2 separate regions of the Homo sapiens genome follow, and region 2 is linked to region 1. Evidence: read pairs that join two places in POLR2A ChIA-PET (ENCODE). Cell type or tissue: OCI-LY7. All regions are shown on one strand. Each heading gives the region's core, and the rest is flanking DNA. Links, peaks and the distances in the headings are about the cores only.

Region 1 (7,579 bases), core at 1,649-5,648:
TCCTATAGTTTGTTAAATAATGTTTCTTGGAGATAGAACTCAAATATTTAAGAAGTGCTCATTTAAGGTACGTAAAGCAGAATTTGGCATGACATTTTGGTGCTTTGTATGTAGTTACCTTGTTTTACTGAGTTTACATAGTTAGATCCCACTGAAAAAAAATTCAAGGCTCAGGACTTAATGCCCGTGAGTATGCCTGGAAAAACACCATGTATACATCATAGCTGTTGCTTTTTTTTTTTTTTTTAGCATAAACTGGTTACCTAGTCATCCCAACCACCCTCACCCCTCTGTTTTGTGTTGATCCTGAGATCATTATTCTTTAGAAACTTTGTAACAATATTGGATAGACGTTTAAGCTTACATTGTAACCATTCACGTTGACCCTAACAGCCTTGTTTCTCTTCATGTGCAGACTGACCAAATATGGAAGTGTGCAAGTCTTGAACACATTAGTTTATACAATGTGGCCTGAAAGTTTCCCTCCTCTTTCCAAATCAACCATAATATTCTGAGGTACTCAGTGAGAATTTTTTGAAGATTGTTTTCTATCAGACTTTTCCCCCTAAATCCCTTTTTCTGATCACTATACAGTGAAATAAAGCCCTAAACCTACTTTTAAGCTCCTGCCTGACATTAAATAGTATGTATGTATTATCTTGGTTGTAAAGTATGAGAAATATATCTTCTTAATTGTGTACCTCTCCAAGAATTAATGCATAGTTGTTATGTATTTCCTGTTAAGGTTGCATCAGCATTTGTGTTATAAACTACTACTCCTTGGGTTCTGTAAGTCTTTGTGGAAATAAATTTTTCTCTGTACCTAAATCTGGCATTTCTGAAGGTACATTAGCAAGTGAGTTTCTGTGGTAACTTTAACATAATGTTACTAAGTCAAACTTTAACAACAATTTGACTGTTTTAAAACTTTCTCCCTTTTTCCCTTATTTATGCATTTTGGTAACTAACCAACAACCTATGGTTTATAATTTTGTTTTCCATTTTCTGAGGATGATCTTTTATCAGTTAAGGAAATGATATGCAGAATCCTTTGGGAATATATTTTATTTTTTAAGACTACTAAAGTGCAGTAGTGAGAACGGGGAAAAGAGTAGAACAAGGAGTTTGTTCTGTAACTGACTGAACAATCGAGATAACTCACTGTCTTTGGACCAGCTTTGGGAGTATATTTTAACTATCATGAAGGATAATACGAGATAGCATACTGGAAGGCACAGAAAACACGTATCTTCTGCCAAACATTCATGGTTTGCCTACATGCATTCCCCTGAAAATCAAACAGGTCATAGAAAAGACAAATTATATTTCTGCATTTATCTTAGACTTTGATCATCTGTTGAATGATTTGCCTGCTGAGTTTTAAATTCATGTAGATTAAAGAGAAGTGAATAATACATTTTAGATCTGAATGTAAACAGATGCATATTCTAAGTGGAATAGATTCATTTTCTTTATTGTAGATGAGAAGGAACTATATTGACTAATTTCCTAAAAAGAGGAAAAGTCTTTGACTAACCCTGCGTTGCTTAAAAATACTCATATTTTTACATTTATTAAATGCTAATGTAAATTATACTGTAGAAATCTGAACAGTTTTTAAAATCTGTACTAGCAAGTCAGGAATATAATCTGACCTTGTGAATGAGTAGTACATTAACATTAAGCTGACTTTCCCTGTGTTCCCAGGGATAGCTTCTATTGTGGACGTGGAATCCAAATAACAATTTAAATATTTAGTTTCACAGATATTGTGTTGAAATGGCATTAAGCCAGCATATGTAGAGTTCTGGAAAAAATTAAAGTGTGTTTCCTGAAATATCCATGGGAACATGAGAAAACCATTGGCAAGATTTTTTTCAGGTGTCAGCATTATCACACTCATAATTAACAGAGTTAAATGAACTCTGTTTTATGCACATTTCATCCCTACTTGTTACCTCTTGTACCTTTCATTAGAAGTATGAAGTATCAAGATATAGTGGGGAGAGTATGAACTTTGGGGTGAGAAAGACATGGATATCCCAAGTCTCTGAGAAGGAGTGATTAAGTAGCTTATCCTCAGAAACTCCATTTTTAAACATGGAGCTACTTACATCTACCTCATGGAACTGTAATGGAAAACACCTGATATCCCCCCTAAAGACCCTATAAAGTTATAATTATTTTGAAACTTACTTTTATTGAAGGATAAATGTGGCATACATACATTGAAATATTATTCAGCCTTAGGGAAATTGTGACACATGCTACAATATGAATAAACCTTGAAGACTTATACTAAATGAAATAAACCAGTTATGAAATGATAAATATTGTGTAATTCCACTGCTTATATGATACACCTAGAGTAGTCAATTTCTTAGAGATGGAAAGTAGAATAGTGGTTTTTGGAGGAGGAAGAGAATAGGGAATTAGTGTTAATGGGCACAGAGTTAAGAAAGGAAATGTTCCAAGGATAGATGATGGTGATGGTTGCATGACAATGTAAATGTATTTAATGACACAAAATTGTACACTTCCGTGGCTAAGATGGTAATGTTTGTGTTATTACTTAATCACAATGCAAAAAGATTACAACTTATAAAAAAGATGTTTTAAAGTTTTATTTTGTTTTACAATTTCCTGTATTTGTTTAATTCCGATATCTTTTTTAGTTAATGTAGAATTGAACTAAAAGTGATTTAATAGTTTAAAGAAGTAAATTGTCACAGTTACGGTAGGCTCAAATTTGCCTAAGCGTGAGTTTTAGATAAGCTAGTTTTTCTTGCCTTTAAGTGCAGGTAGGCCCAAGATGATTGTTTTGATTCTTTTGGTTTTGGTTTTGGTTTTTTAACGTAACCTGAAATTAATCAGAAAGCTTAAATTATTATGATTCTCTTAGCTCACTAAAATAATTCAAAGAAATAGTCTCAAAATTCAGAGTCAGAATGAAAACAAAGACATCTATTGTTTAGCAGTTAGTAGTGGTGGAAAGGAATTTATTTTTATAAAGAAGGGATGGTGTTCCATTGAGTTTTGTTTGATTTGTCCCACCCTTTCCAGGGATAGGCTGTGTGAAATTCATGTGAAAACCAGTGCAGTGAAACAAAGTTCAGAGCCAGGAAAACACACACACACACACACACACACACACACACACACACACAAACTGAAACTAATGCAATGTGATTTTTTATAGCTTCTTTGTACCCTGCTTGTTTAATTTTAAAGAGCTACAAACCCACAGGAATTATCCTGCTACAGCATCTTTCAGACTTGATTCTTTTGTTGCATCCTGTCTTGTTCTTTTTCTAAACAGAGAGTAAACTCACCAGATTTGTGTTTTAGAAGGGTACAACTGGGAGCAGCATAGAGGATGGATTGGAATTGGGAGAGGATGGAGATAGGGACATCGAGAGGGAGAGAGATGCAATCCAGAAAAGAACAGAGACACCTAGATACTTGGGTTTGGATCAAGTTCCACAATTTTCTCTCTGAACTTAAGCGAGTTACTCAGCCTGCCCAAGCCTTAGTTTGTCTGTCATATGAACTTAATACCCATCTGGCAAGGTGTGAAGATTAGTAATAATGCAAGTAAAACTTGTTCGTACCATGTTGGGCATATAATTGACACTCAAGAAGTAATAAGTATTGTTTTCTCTTTTGATTTAGCAAGATGATTTAGTCATCTTGCTTAAGATTCCCTAAAGCTGTACCCATTTTTTCACTGGTTGAGCAACAAAAATGATGGGGATTGGGAGGGAAGTGGTTAGTGTTTGGTCCAAAGGGAACCCAAGGTATATTTTTTGTGACTGTGTTAACTGTTTTTTGATCATGACAGTTGGGGATTTGATGAAGAGTTTAGTCTTCATCCATGTCCACATCCCCAGTACATGCATGTAGAGTAGCATGTTTGTCATTTGTTTTCCTCATATTACTTAGACCCTACTAGTTAAACAGCCATGAAGTATATTCAACCAACCAAATTTATTGAACACTGCCCGTAAGTAAGGAAATGAAATTACTACGAGTAAAACATAAGACCCCTGTCCACAAGTAGTTTGGGGGACTCTTTGTGCCCGTTATACTCCCAGCATTTGACATGGTGGTTTATACTCAGTAATTGCTTCTGGAATGAATGGATTGATCAATATAGCGGAGTAGAAAAGAAGCGTTGGGCTAGGTGCGGTGGCTCACGCTTGTAATCCCAGCACTTGGGGAGGCTGAGGCAGGTGGATCATTTGAGGTCAGGAGTTTGAGACCAGCTTGGTCAACATGGTGAAACTTCATCTCTACTAAAAATACAAAAATTACGGCTGGCTGCGGTGGCTCACACCTGTAATCCCAGCACTTTGGGAGGCCTAGGTGGGTGGATTACCCGAGGTCAGGAGTTTGAGACCAGCCTGGCCAACATGGCGAAACCCCGTCTGTGCTAAAAATATAAAAATTAGCCAGGCGTGGTGGCGGGCACCTGTAATTCCCAGCTACTTGGGAGCCTGAGGCAGGAAAATCGCTTGAACCTGGGAGGCGGAGGTTACAGTGAGCTGAGATCATGCCATTGCACTCCAACCTGGGCAACAAGAGTGAAACTCCATCTCAAAAACAACAATAACAAAACAAAAACAAAAATTAGCTGGGCGTGGTGGTGCATGCCTGTAATCCCAGCTATTCAGGAGGCTGAGGCAGGAGAATCGCTTGAACTCTGGAGGCAGAGGTTGCAGTGAGCCAAGATCATACCACTGCATCCAGCCTGGGTGACAAAGCAAGACTCTGTCTCAAAAAAAAAAAAAAAAAAGGAAAAAAAAAAAGTGTTGATATTATTTTACTGTGTGGTAAATGCTATAATTCTGTGATGAACTAAAAAACAAAAAGCCTGAGGAGCCCTAGAAGACAATAACACTGCAGAAGGGAAAGGGGGAGGTTGAATACTTGATTGTATCCACTAGGTTGCTGTTGGTGGAGAAAGGCTGATTGCGGAAACAAAAACACATTCCCAGCTGAGCAAGCAGCATATGAAAAGGCTTGAAAGCATTAAAATGCATGACATATTTGTGTATATAGTATGGTGTGACAGAAGAAGATAAGACTAGAATGGAAATTGGCTCCAGATTTTGAAGAACTAAATAATACAAGGATTTTGGATTTTATTGTATTTTCAGTCAGGAGCAATAAATAGTTTTGAGGAAAGGGGAGGTATGGGATATATGATCAGATCTAAGTTTTAGAAATTAACTTTGGGGGCTAAATAATCAATGACTAGGAAGAGTCTAGAATGAAACACTTGTTATAGCCAGGTTGAAAGAGAATAAAATACAAGTCAATGACATGAGGGATAGTGAAGAAGGAATATATTTGGGATATGTTTTAGAACTAAAATCCATTATTCCAAGGGAGGGTGAGAAAAGGAGGAGTCAAGATTTGTTTTGGTTTGGTGTCTTTTTTTTCTTTTTCTTTTTCTTTCTTTTTTTTTTTTTTTTTTTTTTGATGTTGTTTTGAATCTGTGGCTGTTAACCAGGATAGAGAATCTAGAAAGAAGAATCTGCTGACGCGTGGGGATTAAATGGTTTAGTTTTGCAAGGAATTGGTTTTGAGATGACCATAGGACGCATATAGTAGAGCCCTGCTGTGTATTCTCATAACACCCTTTACACACCTCTGTTATAACAAGCACTATATTATAATTACCTGTTTACTGGTCTGTTTTCTCTACCACTGTAAGCCTGTCAAAGGTAAGGAGTGTCTTTTATTCCTCACCATAATTCTATACCTGGTGTCTGGCACATATCAGACTCTTTGATACTGAATAGAAGAAAAAGAAAATATAACACAAATACCCATGTGGAATTCAAGAGAAAAGACAGTGCTAGTGTTATCAGCATACAATAGAAAGCTGTAACCATGTTAGCTAATGAGATAGCCAGTGAAAAGAAGGACGATGATGTGATTTTAAAAATAGAAGAAAAGGAACCTAAATCAGAACTAAGAAAAGATAGTGGTAGGAAATGGATGCAAAAGGATAAGAGTTTCAGAATAAGAAAATGGCCAGCATTTTCATTTACTTCAGCAGGTGGAAGTAAGAAATAATTCTTTGGGTTGTGAAATTTTGTAGTATTGATGGTTTTTAAGGGGTTCAGTGAAAGTGAGAAGTAACGGGGTGGTATTTTTGAGAGGGACTGTTTAGAACAGTGGGGAGTTCCATTGAAGTGGTAGAGGTGGAGGCATTAATACTACTCTTTCAAGAAGAAAATCTCAAGAAAACCAAAGAAATAAAGGTTAACCAAGCTTTGGATGAGGCACTAGCACATTTTGTCTCAAGCATGTCAGGTTCAATTATTAGTATCACCCACACCTCTTATTAAGCTAGGTAGGTCACTTACTGGGAGGTGGTTTTGCCTCTGCTAATTGCACATTAGCAAATCCATGCCACTGCATGTCACTGTTACTTCTCAGATGTTAGTTAACTAGAAACAATACAAATATCTGATAGTACTCTGTCTCAAAAAAAAAAAAAGTTGAAGTTTTTAAAAAAGTAAACACTGATTGTTCAAGAACCGACTGCCTTTGAAGGACTCTTAAAAGAGGTTTTATCATGGCCAGTTCTTTCCATTTCACTCTGTTAACTACAGTGCTTAAGAGGAGATTGAGAATGAATGTGAATTTTTTTTTTTTTTTGAGATGGGGTCTCACTCTGTCACTTAGGCTGGAGCGCAGTGTCTCCATCATAGTTCACTGCAGCCTAGAACCCCTGGACTCAAGCAGTCCTCTGGCTCAGCCTCCCAAGTAGCTGGCACTACAGGCACACACCACCACACTTGACTAATTTTTAAATATCTTATTTTAGAGATGGGATGTAACTATATTGCCCAGGCTGGTCTTGAAATCTTGGCCTCAAGCGACCCTCCCACCTCAGCCTCTCAAGTTTTTGGGATAATAGGCATGAGCCACTGCTCCTGGCTAATTGTGAATCTTTATTTAGCAATATGGAGATGCATTTTATGCTGGGGTACATAATTGAGCATAGAATTGGCACTTACGGCACAGAGCAGTGACTGTAGGCAAAAAGTTCATGGAGTTTTGGTATACGGGACTAATTTGCAATAAAAATCTGTAGTGATCTTTAATGTCTCTGTAAGAATAAAAGTAGTGAAAGAGTAGCTATAATGAAAATAAAGCATAATTGAACTTTTAGGTGTGATGGAAGAGGCTGTATAAGTGAACATAATTGTCTGTCACCTCAAGTGACTTGACTTTTTTAAAAGAGAGGTAAGGCTGGGTACGGCAGTTTATGCCTGTAATCCCAGCACTTTGGGTGGCTGAGAATTTTTTTTTAAATTTTTTATTTTTTTTATTTTTATTTTTTGAGACAGAGTCTCGCTCTGTCGCCCAGGCTGGAGTGCAGTGGTGCGATATTGGCTCACTGCAAGCTCCGCCTCCTGGGTTCATGCCATTCTTCTGCCTCAGCCTCCCGAGTAGCTGGGACTACAGGCGCCTGCCCCCATGCCTGGCTAATTTTTTTTTCTTTTTTGTATTTTGAGTAGAGACGGGGTTTCACCGTGTTAGCCAGGATGGTCTTGATCTC
Region 2 (7,579 bases), core at 1,920-5,919, 1.5 Mb after region 1:
TTTTGTTTTTACCATGAACATGTACTAGCAATATAAAAGGAAGAGAGGAAGGGAAGAACTTAAGAGACAGAAGACTGGAATAACATACACCAAACCAAGAGTGATGCTCCCTGAATGGCAAAGTTTTCATTTTGTTCTTTGGGCTTTTCAGTATTTTCTAAATTTCCTACAATAAATGTACATTATGTTTATAAGAAAAAAAGTTACAATATAAGAGTCTCTACGTATTCAAGTAATAGTTTCTAGAACACACAACAGCATTTCACTAACATTTTTATGAAACTCAACAAGGAGGTTCCATGCTCACAGAACAAGCATTACTTACATCAACTACATATAGCCAGGATAGGTGTGAGATAAAGGCAGTGCTTAAGTAAGGGAAAAGACATCACTTCTGCTTATCAAACCTTATTTTCTCACTGACTCACATACAAGGAAATGGGCTGTTCAGAAAAAAAAAGTACAGCAGTACCAAGAACACCTTGTACTCTTTTTCAGACTGAATTTTACGGGGCTCTAACTACGCAGTAGGCTCTGTAGTATGCAAGGTCAGAGCCTAGCTTCTTTATTCCTGTCCTCCTCAAAAGTCAGATAGACAGAAACTATTATCCTCATTTTATTGAGAAAGAATCACCCAAATTTATACGACAGTCAGTGCTGTAGGTGGGAGATGAACCAAAGTTCTAAAATCAAATCCTAAACTCTTTCCTTATACCACTCTCATTTTATGTAACTCACCAAAAATGTTAAGAGGACATAAAAGACTATAATTATGCTGGTTTATATTTTTAAATGGTCCTCAAATTTTGATAAAATTTAACTTTTACAAAGTATCTTGAACTAAAAAATGACAAAACACTGAAAAAAGAGAATTTAGAATTTTTTTTTTTTTTTTGAGACGGAGTCTCGCACTTTCACCCAGGCTGGAGTACAGTGGCACAATCTCGGCTCACTGCCAAGCTCCACCTCCCGGGTTCATGCCATTCTCCTGTAGCTAGGACTACAGGCGCCCGCCACCACGCCCGGCTAATTTTTTGTAATTTTAGTAGAGATGGGGTTTCACCATGTTAGCCAGGATGGTCTCAATCTCCTGACCTTGTGATCTGCCTGCCTCGGCCCCCCAAAGTGCTGAGATTACAGGCATGAGCCACCGCGCCCAGCCGAGATGTTAGGATTCTTAAAACATTCTGAAGTGATTAACAGAAACATTTGCTAGATTTTTTTGCTAATTGTTTTAAATGACATTACAAAGAATCTTGAAACATCTTATTTGCAGCAATTTTACAAGCTTAAAAATTGCCTTTATTACATAGACACATCGTGTAGAAAAAAAGTTTTCAAAAAAGCCTTATATATAATGTACCAAGCAAGCCACCAGAGGGAGCTTTATATTTAAAATTAAAATCCACAAATCTTTTCAGAAATCTGATCAATAGGTGTGCTTTAACAAGTTCTACTCACTGTACTGGGAGAATTTGGTTGGCAATAATTCTCCTGGATTAGAATAATGATACGTACACAAACATAAAGCAGCAATTGGATAGACAAGGCTTCCTATCCATATGACTCTAGGCTTTGGTCTCATTTGTAAAATGGGAACTATACTACTGGCCTTGCTACAACCTCATATACACTACTGAAAACCCACAGGCCATGCTAGACACATAGATGAGGACCCGCAAATTATCAGGAAGGCCAGGGCCCTGAAGGGAACAGTGAAGTGAGCCAGGCAGAGAAAGTGACAGAGCACCCACTCCCACTTCTAAGGCAACAACCACCAATGAGTTCCCGAAGATTACGGCCACATGTTTCCAATGTTTTCAAAAGACAGAAATCTAGACTTTTTTTTTTTCTTTTTTTTTGAGACGGAGTCTTCTTCTGTCACCCAGGCTAGAGTGCAGTGGCGTGATCTTGGCTCACGGCAACCTCCACCTTCCAGGTTCAAGCGATTCTCCTGTCTCAGCCTCCCAAGTAGCTGGGATTACAGGCAAGCGCCACCATGCCCGGCTATTTTTGTACTTTTAGTAGAGATGTTTCACCATGTTGGCCAGGCTGGTCTCGAACTCCTTACCTCAGGTGATCCGCCAACCTTGGCCTCCCAAAGTGCTGGGATTACAGGCGTGTGCCACCGTGCCAAGCCAAAATCTAGACTTTTAATTCAAATCTCCCCATTTACAATTGTTAGCCACTATTTAAAAAGAAAAAAAGGCCATATGACCCAAACAAATTTCCCTACAAGCTGATGGCCTATGAGCCACCAGTTTAAAATCTTTACTGTCTATCCGTGCTCCCCTTTAATTCTCACAACCACCCCACTAGGGGCAGGTATTATGATATCCATTCTACACAGAAGGAAAAAGGCAAAGAATTTGTTAAAGGTAAGGCAAGTCCCAAAAGGAGAAGCCAGTATTCCAACCCAAGACTAAATGCCCAGGCTACTTCTCCTAAAATCACTGCCTCTCTTATGAGAAGCAAATGAGAAAACACACTTTGAAAACTGCCAAGACCCATACAAACATAAAGTAATGACGCAATTATTAAAGGAGAAAGAGAAACAAAACTACTAATATGAGCTGTGAGTCAGCAGAGAATGAAGGTCAGGTCAGGCAAGCTACTGCACCTCTTTAAACCTCAATTTCTTCACTTACAAATAGGAGACGCTAATAGTCCCTATCTCAGAGTTAAAAGGATGAAATCGTGCATAAAGCGCTTTAGCATAGGTCCTGGAACAGAGTAAGAGGTAGATAAAGGTTGGTTAATATTAATATTATCATACCCACTGACAGCCAATTATAAATATCACTTTTCATTCACTGTTATTTTGCCCCTAAAGGGAGGGGGTGGGGGGAAGGAGAGACAATCATTTGGGTTTGTGTTTATGGGGAGGAGAGAGTAGTTTCACAAGACAACTTGATAGTTCCTCCAGCTATAACTTTCTTACCGTGAACAAAAAAGTTTCTCTTATCCAGTAATATCCCTATGCTCCAGGAAATGACTCAACTGGTGACATGTGATTTACTCATGAAAAAAATCAGGCCCCAGAAATTCAAATGCACCATCAAAAACCATTTAAAATGGCTCTTTAATATAACAACTGATTTCCGGAACAAAATGTGTATTTCTGAATGTGTTTTTGCTACTTTCCAGGCTTCTCTTGGCTGAAAAAAATCTAAGATATGAGAAGAAGATACTAGTAGGAATCCCCATTCTGGAAACTTACCTGAAAAGCATCTGCTTCAGCATCCGATTGGCTGTCACAACTCTGGGAAGACGGCCAGTGGAGAGGGAGTGGAGCTCCAGGTTGGAAGAAATGAGCTGGGTTGTCATGTCTGTGTCTGCAGCTGTCCCAGCACCACAACAACTGAAAAATCCAATTAGAAACTTAGCTGAAATCCAATTACCAGAGGGCTCAATTAGAAGTAATGGGTTCTTGGATAACTTCCATGAAGTTCAGGTACAGAGAGATGTTTTTGAGTATATCTATGCTGTAACTTCTCTGTTTAGTCAACCTTAAATAAACAGAAAATTGAGAATATGCATCTAGTTATATGCAAATACATTATCTATGGCCCAATGGAACACATGAAATTATTGGTTTCTGTGATAACAGTGTGTGCATTCCATTAATGCTACAAATATATCCAAGTTGTACAGAAGTGCCAGGTGTGTTAACTCTTGCAATTCAACATCTACCAAGTATTTACTATCAGATACCAGTAATTACACTAAGCACTGGGAATAAAGAAAATATGAGAGGCCTTGTGCTCAAAGTTGAGTGTAAGATACACAAGAAGACAAAAATTATAACACATAATTTAATACACAGTAATAGCATAGGTACAAAATCCTACGGGAAACCGGAGGAGAAGGTAATTGATTCTGATCATTAAGAAAAGGTTTCAGGCTGGGCATGATGGCTCATGCCTGTAATCCCAGCACTATGTGAGACCCAGGCGGGAGGATCACTTGAGGCCAGAAGATCAAGATCAGCCAGGGCAACATAGTGTGACCGCATCTCTCCCAAAAAAAAAAAAAAAAAAAAAAGAACGAAAAAAATGTTTAAAAAAAGGAAAAGGTTATATATGAGCTGGAATAAAAACACTCTACAAGCAGAGAAGGCAGAGTTTCTAAATAGAATCTCACATAAGCAACGGTAGAATAGCTTGGAGATGAGGGAAATAGGGACAGTTCAGACGTAACTGGAGCACAGGGTGATGGCAACTGAAAAAGACGCTTGAAGGGTAGGCTTTCTATGAGACTGTGCAAGGCCACAGAATTTTGATTTTTATCCTAAAAGCCATGTGGAAATGTGACAAGTCTCTTGAAAAGCTTTTTAAGAAAGGGATGCCATCAGATCTATGTTTTACAAAATCCAGTATGGCAGAAGAGTGAACAATAGGATGCCTAAGAGAGGCCAATTAAATGGTAACTGCAATAGTCCAGCTAAGAAAAAAGAACCTCTATGGTTCAAGTTAATGTTTGAAAAAAAGAAAAAGAAAAAAGAACCCAAACTAGAGCCTTAGCAAAGGAAAGGATAGGAGGGAATGGATTCAAGAGGCACAGAGAGGGCAAAACTGGCCACCAATTCAATTGGAGACTGAAGCAAAGAGAGGACTTGAAGTTACTGGCTTAGGTAACAGGTGGCTGGAAATGCCATTTAAGGGAGACAGAAAATACAGGTTGAAAAACAGGTTTTAGTAAGGAGCACAGGAAGGTCAATTTTTAGCCCTGACATGTTTGAAAATATAAGAGTTATTCAAACGAATCAATACTTACTAAATATTAGGAGATATGAAGTGTATTTTTGAACAGTTCTTGTCAGCAACAACCATCCCTTCAGTTGCTCTTGTATCTGCTCCAAGAACTATGCCATCCTATTAAAAAAAAAAGTTTTTAAACAATTTTACAAATATAAGCCAACCGCAACTCTCTATTCTACTTTAGGGAATACTATGTTGGCCATACCACATGCTCCCCTAATCTCAAAACGCCAGCCAAAACTCATAGCAAAAATATTGTGCTACACTTTCAGGATTTAAGAAAAGGTTTCTTAGTAAATGCTACTAATTGAATCCTGAGTAGGTAAGAATTATTCCCATTTTCAAGTGAGGCTCAGGTGTCGGGTAAATTCCTTGTAAATCAGAGCTAATCTGGAAAAAACCTGGATTAAGACTCAGGAATCTTTCCATTAAATTAGCCATCACTATCAATTTCCTTTTAAAACATGTTGCTTTTCTTTAAAACATGTTGCACAGGTAATCATTATCCCTTTTGACGTTTCCAACAATTTAAGGCAGGAGTTATCTCCATTTGATGCATCTGAAGGTGTCCCTGTGAGAAGGAAAGTGAGCTGCCAGAAGTTGGAATCAGCACTATAGAGTTCAAAGGTGAGACAGACCTGTCTGACCCCAAATCTCGTGATCTCCCATCACATACTTCAGCTTCCTAAACTAGTAATTAAGAAGCTAACTGACCTGTTTAAAAAAAAAAAAAAGAAAGAAAGAAAAAACCTCAGCAAAGTGAGGAAAGAACATAAACTGTTAAGAAGCACACAAAACCTGACAAAAGCAGTCGCTCCTGAAAGACGGTCTCCTGATGTATTCTATAGCATTTGCCTTTCCAGACCGAGCCGGGAGAGACACCGGAAGCCAAGTGTTCTGATTCCTGTTGCCGGTTCAGTCACTGCTGCTCTTAGCCTAACCCGGCTTACCTTATAGACCACCCCAGCGATGGTCGTGCCAGTTTTCCGGACCTTTGGAAGCTTGTATCCCCTCTTTGCAAAATCGGCTTCCAAGACGGCATTCCTAAGAGCAAATGAGAGAATCAAGTGTTGAAGGGCAGGACCACATCGCACAGCACTGGCATGAAAAGTGCCTAACAGAGAACTCAGGAAAGCTGCTACTTGTTTTCACGCCCATCTGTTTAATGAATCCTCCCACCATCAGCACTGTTCTCCCGTTTTCCAACGAAGACAGTCTTACAAAGGGGCCGTGACGTGCCTTAGGAGACGGAGATAAACGGTGGCCGAGTGCGCTGGGAAGGTGGGAGAGCAGACCCGGCTTCAGGAGAAACCCACGCCCAGGCCCTGATTCCCCTGAGTCACACTAGCCGCGGGCCACAGGCCCCGCCATGAATTCTTCCCTCAGAATTCTCGTATCACACCTTGGCCCAGCTCCCACCCGAGCACCGCACTCTTCTCCCTCCCTGAACCAAGCCCCAAGCAAGGCGGCACCTGCGGCAGTTATCAAAAGAGAAGCCTCCAACTGGTGGAGCATACACCGACACAGCCGCCATCTTCCCAAGAAAGCAGTTCCGGGTCGGAGGCGGGTGCAAACAAAAAGAGCCGAGCACTTCCGGCGTCGCTGGCAACGGGGGCTGAAGGGGCGGGGCAAACGCCGCACTAGAACGATTGATCTTAGAGATTCTGGTTCCTAGAGAGGCCAGAGATGTTTGAAGTATATCGCCCCAAGTGGCACGGAGGAGAAAGTGACACCCGGAACCGGGAAAGGACTTGTCCAAGGTGAACGCACCAGCGACCAGGTCTCCTGCCGCTCAGACTGGACTTGTTTCTACCGTTAATTTGGTTCTGCGGTGCTTCAGAGACAGACAGACCCAAGTCCCAGGCACAGCCCCACCACCCCCTTGCGTTAAGCAAGTCTCTTCAACTCTCTGAATCTGTTTCCTCCGCTATCAGATGGAGATTACAACCTAGCTCAAAAGGCTGCTGTAGAATGGCCATTAAGTCTGTGAAAAGAGGCTCAACATGATTAGTCATAGGGTGAATGCAAAGCACGACCACAGTGAGATCCCACTTCGCACCCGCTAGGATGGCCATAAACAAAAAGACAGAAAAGCGCAAGGGTTGCGAGAGTGTGGAGAAATTGGAACCCGAATACACGGCTGGTGAGAATGCAAAACGGTGCGGCTGCTCCGGAAAACAATTTGGCAGTTCCCCAAAAAGTATTATCCTCTTAGATACGCACCCGAGAGGGTTGAAGACATGTATTCACAAAAACTTCTACAAAGGTGAGGTAGAAGGCAGGCCTCCATTCAGAGATGGGGCTGAGATACCTGACCAAATTGAGGACTAGCTAAAACAGGGCCTGGACGGAAGCTGTCTTCCCTAAGACTCGCTCACCAGCCAGCCAAGTCAGTTTACCGTTGCCATGGCAACACTCGTGAGTTACCGCCCCTTTCCATGGCAGTGGCACCATAAACCAAAAGTTACTACCCCTTCCCTAGAAATGCCTGCATAAACCACCCCTTAATCTGCATGTAATTAAAAGTGTGTATAAATATGACAGCAAAACTGCCCTGACACTCTGCCTAAGAGGGTAACCCTGCTCTGCAGGAGCAGTCATGGAGCTGTAACGCCGCCACTTCAATAAAGCCGTTTTCTTCTGCCTCTAACTTGCCCTTGAATTCTTTCTTGGGCAAAGCCAAGAACCCTTGTGGGCTCAGCCGCACTTTGGGGCTTACCTGCCCTGCGTCAAAAGGGGTCTCATTGGCTGGGCGCGGTGTCTCACGCCTGTAATCCCAGCACTTTGGGAGGCCGAGGTGGGCGGATCATGAGGTCAGG

Evidence for each region. Peaks named below come from ENCODE experiments on the same cell type or tissue, not always from the same donor. Only the 100,000 strongest peaks of a DNase experiment are listed, where the experiment ranks them.
Region 2: POLR2A ChIA-PET joins it to region 1 with 17 read pairs; 2 of 35 experiments call an interaction of 5 or more read pairs at or near these places.

Annotation. Positions count from the first base shown.
Region 1 is chr9:122,944,917-122,952,495 of GRCh38, forward strand. All of the region lies in intron 1 of RABGAP1 (RAB GTPase activating protein 1), which reads left to right. It also overlaps the pseudogene RNY1P15. Among named protein-coding and RNA genes, the nearest start is that of RABGAP1, 7.7 kb to the left of the region's middle. In OCI-LY7, for the core only: no CTCF peak of the experiment used is centred there; no DNase peak of the experiment used is centred there.
Region 2 is chr9:124,409,132-124,416,710 of GRCh38, forward strand. It overlaps PSMB7 (proteasome 20S subunit beta 7), which reads right to left and starts at 6,311. Exons shown (of 8, transcript NM_002799.4): 1 at 6,233-6,311; 2 at 5,711-5,804; 3 at 4,777-4,874; 4 at 3,221-3,361. The coding sequence starts at 6,294. RefSeq lists enhancers at 2,510-3,709, 6,218-6,267. In OCI-LY7, for the core only: no CTCF peak of the experiment used is centred there; no DNase peak of the experiment used is centred there; H3K4me3 peaks cover 1,023 bases; H3K27ac peaks cover 219 bases.